2 separate regions of the Homo sapiens genome follow, and region 2 is linked to region 1. A link is a loop called in an ENCODE intact Hi-C map of the cell type or tissue named here. Cell type or tissue: IMR-90. All regions are shown on one strand.

Region 1 (5,000 bases):
TCTGTAGTGATTTTCAAGGTTGACAATGGGTATGGGAGATGGAGGTCATAACACTTTAAAAAGGGTAAATCAGAATCTCTGAAGTGAATAGAGAGTAGGTGAAAGTGAGAGTGGCAATTCTGGTCTGACTCTCATCACGGGTTAAGAGTTTCTGATCTCCTTTATCTCATTTTTTTCATTTGTTCATTAAATGAAAACTTTTTAAGTATTGCCTTAAGGTAGACACTGTGCCATATAAACTAAATCATTATTTTCCACTTCCCATTAATTCTAACTAAGTCTGTCAGTTAGCATTAGAAATTGAGTACCACTGTAGCCTGCCACAATCATTGCCTTGTCAGCAATACCAAAATTCCTGAAAACTATGAATTTATCACTATGGATCTTTTCACATATCAAGTCATCCCTATTCACAAAGAAAAATTTGCGTCTCCCTAAAACAGACATCCCTCTTTTTTCTTTAAATTTCATAAACTCCTCAGAGAATGTAAAGCCCACCTCCCATCACTGCCCAAAAAAAGGAAAACAGAGAGAAGGGACATCTCTCTGGTACTTCACGTCATCAGTCTTGCTCTGGGGCCTTCTATAAGAGCTGCTACTGGAACTGGCATAGCTCCTTTGTTAACTCTAACACTGAACAATTCCAAACTCAGGTGTTCTGTTTTTCCAAACCTCCAGGGTGTCTATAGGGCACATAAGCATACGGTAGCATCAACTACTTTGAAAAAACATAAGAAACTCCCAGAACCAAATTTGACCACTGCAGCCTCTTATTATCTAAGAATCATTGTCTTTATTAAATAGTATTTTCATCCAAAACTGTGATATTCACCCAACCCAAGTACACGTTGCAGTCTAATCCCACACTGCTATCCCCAGCTGTAGACAGAGCAGAGATCCAGTGTGACCTGGGCTTTTGGATAAGAAGGAGAACCAGAGAGAGCCAGAAGAGAAACCTGGCTTTGTTTCATTGTCACGAGGGTGACAGACAGTTCATATTAGTTGTCCAGATCCCATGACTGGTGAATCTAAAACTCCAGTGGGGAAATCCAGATGCCTAGACTCTGAGGGAGCCCCATTCTTGTAATAAAATACTCTTCAATTTCACCTATCACTTAAGCCTCTCTCCTCTTCAGAGGCTAAATAAAAGGTGGGAAGAAAAGAAGAGCCTTGAATAGTCCCAAACACCAAAACAATGTTTAGTGATTTCAATGAGATGCAAAGAAGAACTTCCTGAATTGCAAGATAGCTAAATAAGGGAAGATTTTTAATAATGAGCAATATGGATTTATCATAAAAGATTAATTTTCTTGAAGTATTTGAATCAAAACCTGCTCCAAAATTTAAGGATGCTTTCTCGAACTATCAAGAGCTTGTAATAAACTAATTACCAAAAGAAAGTGGAATGCAATACGGGAAAATGTGATTGATTTAATAAGAAAAGACAGGCTACAAATATAAATGAAAAAGACCTTTAAATTTGGCCCCAGTCCCCAGGTCTCTAAATAGCAGTCATTAAAGCATCTTCTCCCACAGCATGAGGGACTTCTAAATTGCAACAATCTTTCTCAGCTAAAAGTAGTCCTGATAACACCAAACTCAATATTTTTAAATTTAATGTGAAAGTTGTATTTGCAAAATGCCTTTGTACTCTCTTTTTATCTTTATGTCTTAATGACAATCACTTTTACCCACTCTCTGCCCACACCACTATCCTGTCCCTAATCACAGGAGCATCTGTAACACAGGCATCAGAAAGTTTCCAGATGTTACGAAGGTCTTCTCCTCTGAATCAAATTTCATTCTGTAAGTACCAGGCTGATTGCTATGCATAACAGTTTCCTATTTGCAGCTAAAATTTAGAAAGTAAATATTTCTCATTTCTTTCCTCAAGGGAAATTTGTGATAACTTACACATAACCACCATACCAGGAAATGCTTTTCAAGGGATGAATAATGAATCTGTAACACTGTGAGTAAACTCCCAGATTTGTGTTCTGCCATACAGCCTCCTGCTAGTCTCACTACTAGGTTGGGGTGAGCTTTTTCTCATGTTTTACCACATTCCTCACTCACTGGTGACATTCTTCTTAACCTAAAATGCTAAGGGTGAAGGGAGTTGTGTAAGATCACAGCTGGGTCATATGTTCACATGACAACCAACCAACCAATTCAGTTTAACCAAACAGGCCCTGAGGATTTTTAGTGACTGAGTCTCAAACTTATGAAATTGTTCACTGCATTAATGGAGAATGCTCTAAGGCTGGGAAGACACAGTCTAGAGAGGAGTGGCTTTCCTGGCTTAAAAAGAGCATAGAAATTTCAAGATTTCAACAGAGAAGAGTTTGGAAGGATATTCTCCAAGTAGGAAAAGTAGTTGATCAATGGACCTTGCTCTGTCTCTCTCATTTTCGCCTTCCTCTTGGGTCCCTCTCACTTTGCTTCTGAAGCAACACTATCTATACTCATTCTCTCTATTCCTTAATGCTTAAAAATAATGTGTTTTTATTTGACAGTTACTCGTCAGGTTACCAGGCTATCCCTTTCATGGTGTTTCCTAAGGCCTCACTATTCAAACTATGAGCCATGATCTTCAGCATCTTCTGAGAGCTGGTGTATAAGTCCATTCTCACATTGCTATAAAGAACTACCTGAGACTGGGTAATTTATAAAGAAAAGAGGTTTTAATTGGCTCACAATTCTGCAGGCTTTGCAGGAAGCATGATTCTGGCATCTGCTCAGCTTCTGGGGAGGTCTCAGGAAACTTACAATACTGATGGAAGGTGAAGGGTGAGCCAGCACCTCACATGGCCAGGAGCAGTAGGAAGAGAGAGAGCAGGGAGATGTCACGCACTTTTAAACAATCAGATCTCATGAGAACTCTATCACAAGAACAGCACTAGGGGGATGGTGCTAAACCATCCATGAGAAACCACCCCCATGATCCAGTCACCTCCCACCAGGCCCCACCTCCAACACTGGGGATTATAATTTGTAATGCAATTTTGTGGAAACACAGATCTAAACCATATCCTCTAGTTAGAAATAGCTCACCGCAGACCTACTAACTCAGAATATGCTTTTTACAAGATCCCAAGTGATTCACATGTACATTAAAGTTTGAGGAGCACTCCACTAAGATAACTCAACCCATGTTCTTCACAGGACACTTGCCAGACTTCCTTCCCTCTGGAATCCCTGCCATACATCTTCACATGGGAGCCCTCCACTGCCGTACCATTCAGAAGCAGCATCCTGGGCAGCATATTTTATTTTATTGCAACTGAGTCTCGCTCTGTCACCAGGCTGGAGTGCAGTGGCGCAATCTTGGCTCACTGCAACCTCTGCCTCCTGGGTTCAAGTGATTCTCCTGCCTCAGCCTCCTGAGTAGCTGGGACTACAGGCGTGTGCCACCACACCCAGCTAATTTTTGTATTTTTAGTAGAGACAGGATTTCACCATGTTGGACAGGATTGTCTCCATCTCTTGACCTCATGACCTGCCCTCCTCGGCCTCCCAAAGTGCTGGGAAAACAGGCATGAGTCACCACCCCCCGGCCTCATTTCTTTATACCTAAAGCCCAGTGACCCTGATTTAATTCTGCTCCTAAAATCCATATCCCTCTCACTCTTTCTGCTTTGGTTACAGCCCATGGCAAAATTGTGATGAGGCAATAAAGGAGCTCACCCTTAAAGAAAAAAGAGAAAACATGGATTGGAATGACTCTGAAATGAAGAGATAGATGTGAAGCAAAAGAAGAGATCATCTCAGAGGACTCTCTTTTATATCACTGGATTCTAAAAATTGGTATCCTTGGTGCACTGCCTTTGTATAGTACTTTTACTTTGTGTAGATGTAATTTTACATGTATAATTGTCATGTTACAAAGCTGTGACCATGTAGCTTCATCTCAGATTAATGCAATCAAAAGAATACAGAGCAGCAACCAAAAATAATTTCAAAAATAACCCATACTCTTTACTTGCAACTCTCAAACACCAGGAAAGAGATTCTGTTGATCCTAGAAATATTTCTCAACAGTCTCTCCACTCCTGCCACTTCCCTCACACACCACAGCTCTACCGGCTGCTTATAAAGTGTTTTCAACTCACCATTGCATAATGGATCTGGAACTACTCATTCATCATGTCCCCCACCAAAAACAAGGTATTCAACAAACAAATTCCGAATGAGGTGATATCACATGCCTTAGGATTTGGGGTCTCCCCACATGTCTATATCAAGAACACAAAAGACACAGGATTAGATTCATGTCCTCGAGAAGTTCATAGTCTCAATGAGGGGGAAAACATAAAATAATAAAATAATAATACAAGCTAGTAGATATTCACTATGAGAGTGTGTGGTACCTAGAAATAAGATCTTAGAGAAGTCCTTTTGGGCTGGGGAAGTCAGAGAGGCTTTATGGTAGAGCTAACAGATTTGAATTAGACCTCATGGAATCAGTAACGTTTATATGGGTAAATGTGAAAATAGCAGCTAATATGTATGTAGCCCTTATTAAATACCTGCACTGTTTTTAAGTACTTTTTAAGTCCCATAGCAACCTTATGAGATAGGAACTATCAACCCTACTTTTAGATGAGGAGACCAAGGCATCAAGAGGTTAAGTATCTCTATCTCAGGTCAAGATTTGGTCCCAGACAGTATGGCTCCAGAGTCATGTTCTTAACCGTTATGCGGTACCACAACATACAGAGAAAGGCAGAGTAAGGAATCCAAGTGAAGAGATGGCAGGAGCAAAAGCATGGCAGGAGGAGAACAGGATGAGGCTACTACTTGGGAGTAAACATGCTGTTTAAGGAATGGAAAGTGAGTTTAGATAACTGGCTGAGATGGAGAGGACACTGAATTGCAGAGACCCTTAAGTGCCAGGACAAGGAGACAGGCTTGGAGGTAACTCTGGAAAAAGTAATAAAATAATCTATTCAATAGAGTAGGCTTTATTCAAAGATCACAAATATCCATGACTCCCTTCA
Region 2 (5,000 bases), 530 kb before region 1:
CATTGCAGCCTGGGTGAGAGAGAGAGAAAGAGCGGAAAGAGAGAGACAGAAAGAAAGAGAGAGAGAAGGGAAAAGAGAAGGGAGGGAGGGAGGGGAAGAGGAAGGGGAAGGGGAAAGGGGAATAAAAGGAGGGAGGAAGACATGTATGAAGAAAAATAAAAATTTGAGATGCTAGGCTGAACTATATGAAATTTCTGGCGTTTAACCATTTTTGCCCTATAAGCACAGCAATAGCATACGGTTCAACCGGGTAGAAACATGTTATTTGTCTAAGTGAATATTGCCTCTGGAGGAGAAAAAAGTTCGAAGTGCTGGAACACTGAACTAGTATTTGCCATCAAAAAAGGTTCTATAAGCAAGCAGTGTCAATGAAAGAAACCCTAGAGTTTTTTAAAGACCTTTTTAATATTCAAGATTAAGAGACCTGAGCAAATGCCATATCCCCATTTTGCAGGGGAAGTTTAAAGGGCCACTAAAAAATAAATGGACCCACCATAATGCAAAGCAATGGCCAAAGTGTTCCCCATCATTTACTGTCCAATTCTTGGCACCAAAGTTGATTTTTTAGAATGCACCCCTAGAGAATGAGAACATAGGAGGTAAACCATTGCAGAGATATAAAAGTTGTGAAAGAAAATGAATGATACCTAAGGGTGTAGAGAAGAGTAGAAGGGGTGTTGACTCACCAGACCTACAAACAGAAGTCAATAATGGCTATTACTGACTAAAAGAAATTTCTCTCCAAGTTTAGAAATCATCCAATTCAACTTAGTTCTTCTCTCACCAGATTCAAAACATGTGTTCCTACAGCACTAGCCCTATATGGTTGCCCCTTCTTCTCTCTTCATAAACCGTTCTCAGTGAGTAGATCTCTGCCTTATTAGAGGGGTTTTGGTTTTTTATTTTTTGTTTTCAATCCCAAAGACTGCTGTGAGGAAAGAAGAAAAGAAAATCAATGAGTCACCATGAAAGGAAGAACAAGAGGCTCAGTTCAAAGGGACACTGTGAAGAGCCCTACTCTTTCCCTCTCATGGGAATGACCAAGATACCCTATGTGGGCCCAGTCAATCTATTACTTAAATTCATTCAGAACCTGGAACTTAAGGCAATGTATTCCTATTTGATGTTTCCGTTTTTAAAACATATTCTCAACCATATTATACTAGCCCCATGAAATAGGTAGGAAAGGTGATGTTATCCTCATGAACAGAAAAGAAAGGTGCTTTATCTGTATATTGCTGATAAGGAAGCTGAAGCCCATGTATCTTCTCAAGATGTCACAAGGATTGCAAGAACCATAACTACAATCTGGGCCTTCTGACTGCTCAGTTTAAGAAATAATGTGCTTTGGATCTAGAGAGATCTGAGTGTCGACTGTGTAACTGATTGCTTCTGTAATCACCTACGCCTCAGTTTTGTTAGCGTAAAATTTGGTAATAGATTCTATTTCAGGTGGCAACAAACTGTGCTCAAATAGTTTTGGTCCTCTTTCCATTTGAGCCTTTCTTCCCACTCCTGGGCCTGCCTCTCAAAGGGAAAGAATGACAGTGTGGGAAAAGTAAAGTAAAATGAGTAGATATTCAAAATGGTTCACCATGAAAAGCAGTGAAGAAAAAGGGTTTTCTGGGTCAGAGTTTCAAACTATAAGGATATCTTTTGAAGTTTTGGTACCTCCTAGACAACGTTATCCAAATAGCTTATTTCCACTGTGGTTTCAGTCTGAAGCTGACATCTTTAAGTTTGTTCATTTTCTCTTTTAAATGTGAATAATATGCTTTAACCTGGGGATTAAATATGCTATAAAACCTAATTTAAAATAAAGATTACAGTGTACTTCCCCTTATCCAAAGGAAACAAAATATAAAAGAAACTGCCCTAAAGGTTAATAGGAAAAGAAATTGTTATCTTGATTCTTTTACCGATTTAAAACATTTCAATTCAAACCTAAATTGGATATTGGATTAACTTTAATGATAGATGATAATTTATTGAAAAACACAATGTGGTCATCTCTGAATTATCCTTATTTACAAAGTGAACTAAAGAAACAAAAACTCTAAAACAGTAGATGCCTCGAAGTATTTTCTTGTCATAAATGTCAGAATATGGGTAAATGTAGTATGATTTGAGGAAACACAAACTATTTCTTCATGAACATACACATTTTTCAGGATGGTAAACAGAGTAGAGTATCAATTTAGTACAAATTTTTTCATCAGTTTACCTGGTTGTCACCTCCACTCTAAACAAGACATTGAAAGAATGGGACAGGGGAATAATAGGTTTTAATGCAGCAACGCTGATTTCATAAAAATGCTCATTTCTTAGTGTTTTTGGACAGCATGAAAGTATGAGGTGAGGGAAAAGAGTCTACCAATAGCAAGCTTTCTCTATAATGTTTTGCCTGAATATAACATTGTATTAAAATGTGTAGGCTATTATTAAATGCTATTTCTCTAACATTTATAAGCTATTTATTCATTTTTTCATTCAATAAATATTTTGAGCACTGACTATTTGCCATGAACAGTAGAAGAGCTTAAGACGGAGAAAGGCTTATTTATTCACAGCTACTATTCTCAAAGAGCTTAGAAGGTAATTACATATAAACTTGTTTTAAAATAAGTTTACATAGTGGAAGTGGCATTAGAGAGTCACCAATTGGGTATTAAAAATTAATTGTAAGCATGTCAAACAATGAGACATTAGTTAAACAGGTTATGGTACATGTTGTAATGGAATGTGATAAAATCATTTTAAAAATTAGGTTCCTGAATTCTACTTAAGAGCAAAAACAAATGTTCACAGTACACTAAATGAAAAATCAGGTTTAAAACACTGCATCAGTTATACACTAACATTTGGTGACTTAAAATAACAATATATTATATCTCATAATTTTTTGGTTGGCTAAGCAGTCATTCTGTGGGATTCTCATGGGATGACTCACACAGCTGTGCTATGCAATGCAGCAACAGGGTTACTCAAGGCCTGGCTCATCTGGGACAAGTGGGATGACTGGACTTTTCTATAAATGTGGTCTTTTATTCTCAAGAAAGCTAGATCTGGAGCTGACCAAGTCTTCTGTTTGCTGGTGTCCCACTGATTTAAGTAAGTCACACGGCTCACCCCAGAGTTAGTGTGGGAAGGGACACTCTGCCAGGACTTAGCATACATGGAAGTTTGACACATTGGGAAACGTATAATCTACCACAAATTGCATGCCCTTTATATTCATATCATAACACACATACATTCTCACGCATACAGTCTGAAAGAAATACACAAAAATATTATCTTTGAGAGGGGAAAGAGGTTACAAATGTTTTATTTCTTTTTATTATACTTTAAGTTTTGGGGTACATGTGCATACCCCAGTGTGCAGGTTTGTTATGTAGGTATACATGTGTCATGTTGCTTTGCTGCACCCATAAACTCGTCATTTACATTCGGTATTTCTCCGAATGTTATCCCTCCCCCAGGCCCCCACCTGCCAACAGGCCCCAGTGTGTGATGTTCCCCTCCCTGTGTCCATGTGTTCTCATTGTTCAACTCCCACTTATGAGTGAGAACATGCAGTGTTTGGTTTTCTCTTCTTGTGTTACTCTGCTGAGAATGATGGTTTCCAGCTTCATCCACGTCCCTGCAAAAGACATGAACTCATCCTTTTTATGGCTGCATAGTATTCCATGGTGTATATATGCCACGTTTTCTTTATCCAATCTATCACTGATGGGCATTTGGGTTGATTCCAAGTCTTTGCTATTGTGCACAGTGCTGCAATAAACATACATGTGCATGTGTCTTTATAGTAGAATGATTTATAATCCTTTGGGTTTATACCCAGTAATGGGATTGCTGGGTCAAATGGTATTTCTAGTTCAAGATCCTTGAGGAATCGCCACACTGTCTTCCACAATAGTTGAACTACTTTACACTCCCACCAACTGTGTAAAAGAATTCCTATTTCTCCACATGCTCTCCAGCATCGGTTGTTTCCTGATTTTTAATGATCACCATTCTAACTGGCATGAGATAGTATCTCACTGTGGTTTTGATTTGCATTCCTCTAATGAACAGTGATGATGAGCATTTTTTCGTAAGTTCATTGGCTGCATAAATGTCTTCTTTTGAGAAGTGTCTGTTCATATCCTTCACCCATTTTTTTATGGGGTTGTTTTTTCCTTCTAATTTTGTTTAAGTTCCTTGTAGATTACGGATATTAGCCCTTTGTCAGATGGATAGATTGCAAAACTTTTTTCCCAATCTGTAGGTTGCCTGTTCACTCTGCTGATAGTTTCTTTTGCTGTGCAGAAGCTCTTTAGTTTAATTAGATCCCATGTCTATTTTGGCTTTTGTTGCCATTGTTTGGTGTTTCCGTCATGAAGTCTTTGCCCATGCCTATGTCCTGAATGGTATTGCCTAGGTTTTCTTCTAGGGTTTTTATGGTTTTAGTCTTATATTTAAGTCTTTAATCCATCTGAAGTCAATTTTTGGATAAGGTGTAAAGAAGGGATCCAGTTTCAGCTTTCTACATATGGCTAGCCAGTTTTGCCAGCACCATTTATTAAATAGGGAATCCTTTCCCCATTTTTTATTTTGTCAGGTTTGTCAAAGATCAGATGGTTGTAGATCTGTGGTGTTATTTCTGAGGCCTCTGTTCTGTTCCATCAGTCTATATATCTGTTTTGGTACCGGTACCATGCTGTTTGGTTACTGTAGCCTTGTAGTATAGTTTGAATTCAGTCAGCTAGCATGATTCCTCCAGCTTTGTTCTTTTTTGCTTAGGATTGTCTTGGCAATGCGGGCTCTTTTTTGGTTCCATATGAACTTTAAAGTAGGGTTTTCCAATTCTGTCAAGAAAGTCAGTGGTAGATTGATGGGGAAAGCACTGAATCTATAAATTACTTTGGGCAGTATGGCCATTATCCAGATATTGATTCTTCCTATCCATGAGCATGGAATATTTTTCCATTTGCTTGTGTCCTCTTTTATTTCAT

Evidence for each region. Hi-C counts contacts between places; a loop is a spot of excess contacts. Peaks named below come from ENCODE experiments on the same cell type or tissue, not always from the same donor. Only the 100,000 strongest peaks of a DNase experiment are listed, where the experiment ranks them.
Region 2: it touches region 1 in a loop (4-fold over the local background); 1 of 110 quality-filtered maps calls a loop at or near these places.

The regions. Positions count from the first base shown.
Region 1 is chr2:48,720,428-48,725,427 of GRCh38, reverse strand. All of the region lies in intron 10 of STON1-GTF2A1L (STON1-GTF2A1L readthrough), which reads right to left. LHCGR (luteinizing hormone/choriogonadotropin receptor) reads left to right here. Exons shown (of 11, transcript NM_000233.4): 5 at 1,732-1,806; 6 at 1,895-1,972. Among named protein-coding and RNA genes, the nearest start is that of LHCGR, 33 kb to the left of the region's middle. In IMR-90, no CTCF peak of the experiment used is centred here; a DNase peak (open chromatin) is centred at 2,087; H3K27ac peaks cover 2,088 bases.
Region 2 is chr2:49,246,653-49,251,652 of GRCh38, reverse strand. No RefSeq gene overlaps it. Among named protein-coding and RNA genes, the nearest start is that of FSHR, 95 kb to the right of the region's middle. In IMR-90, no CTCF peak of the experiment used is centred here; a DNase peak (open chromatin) is centred at 2,962; H3K27ac peaks cover 508 bases.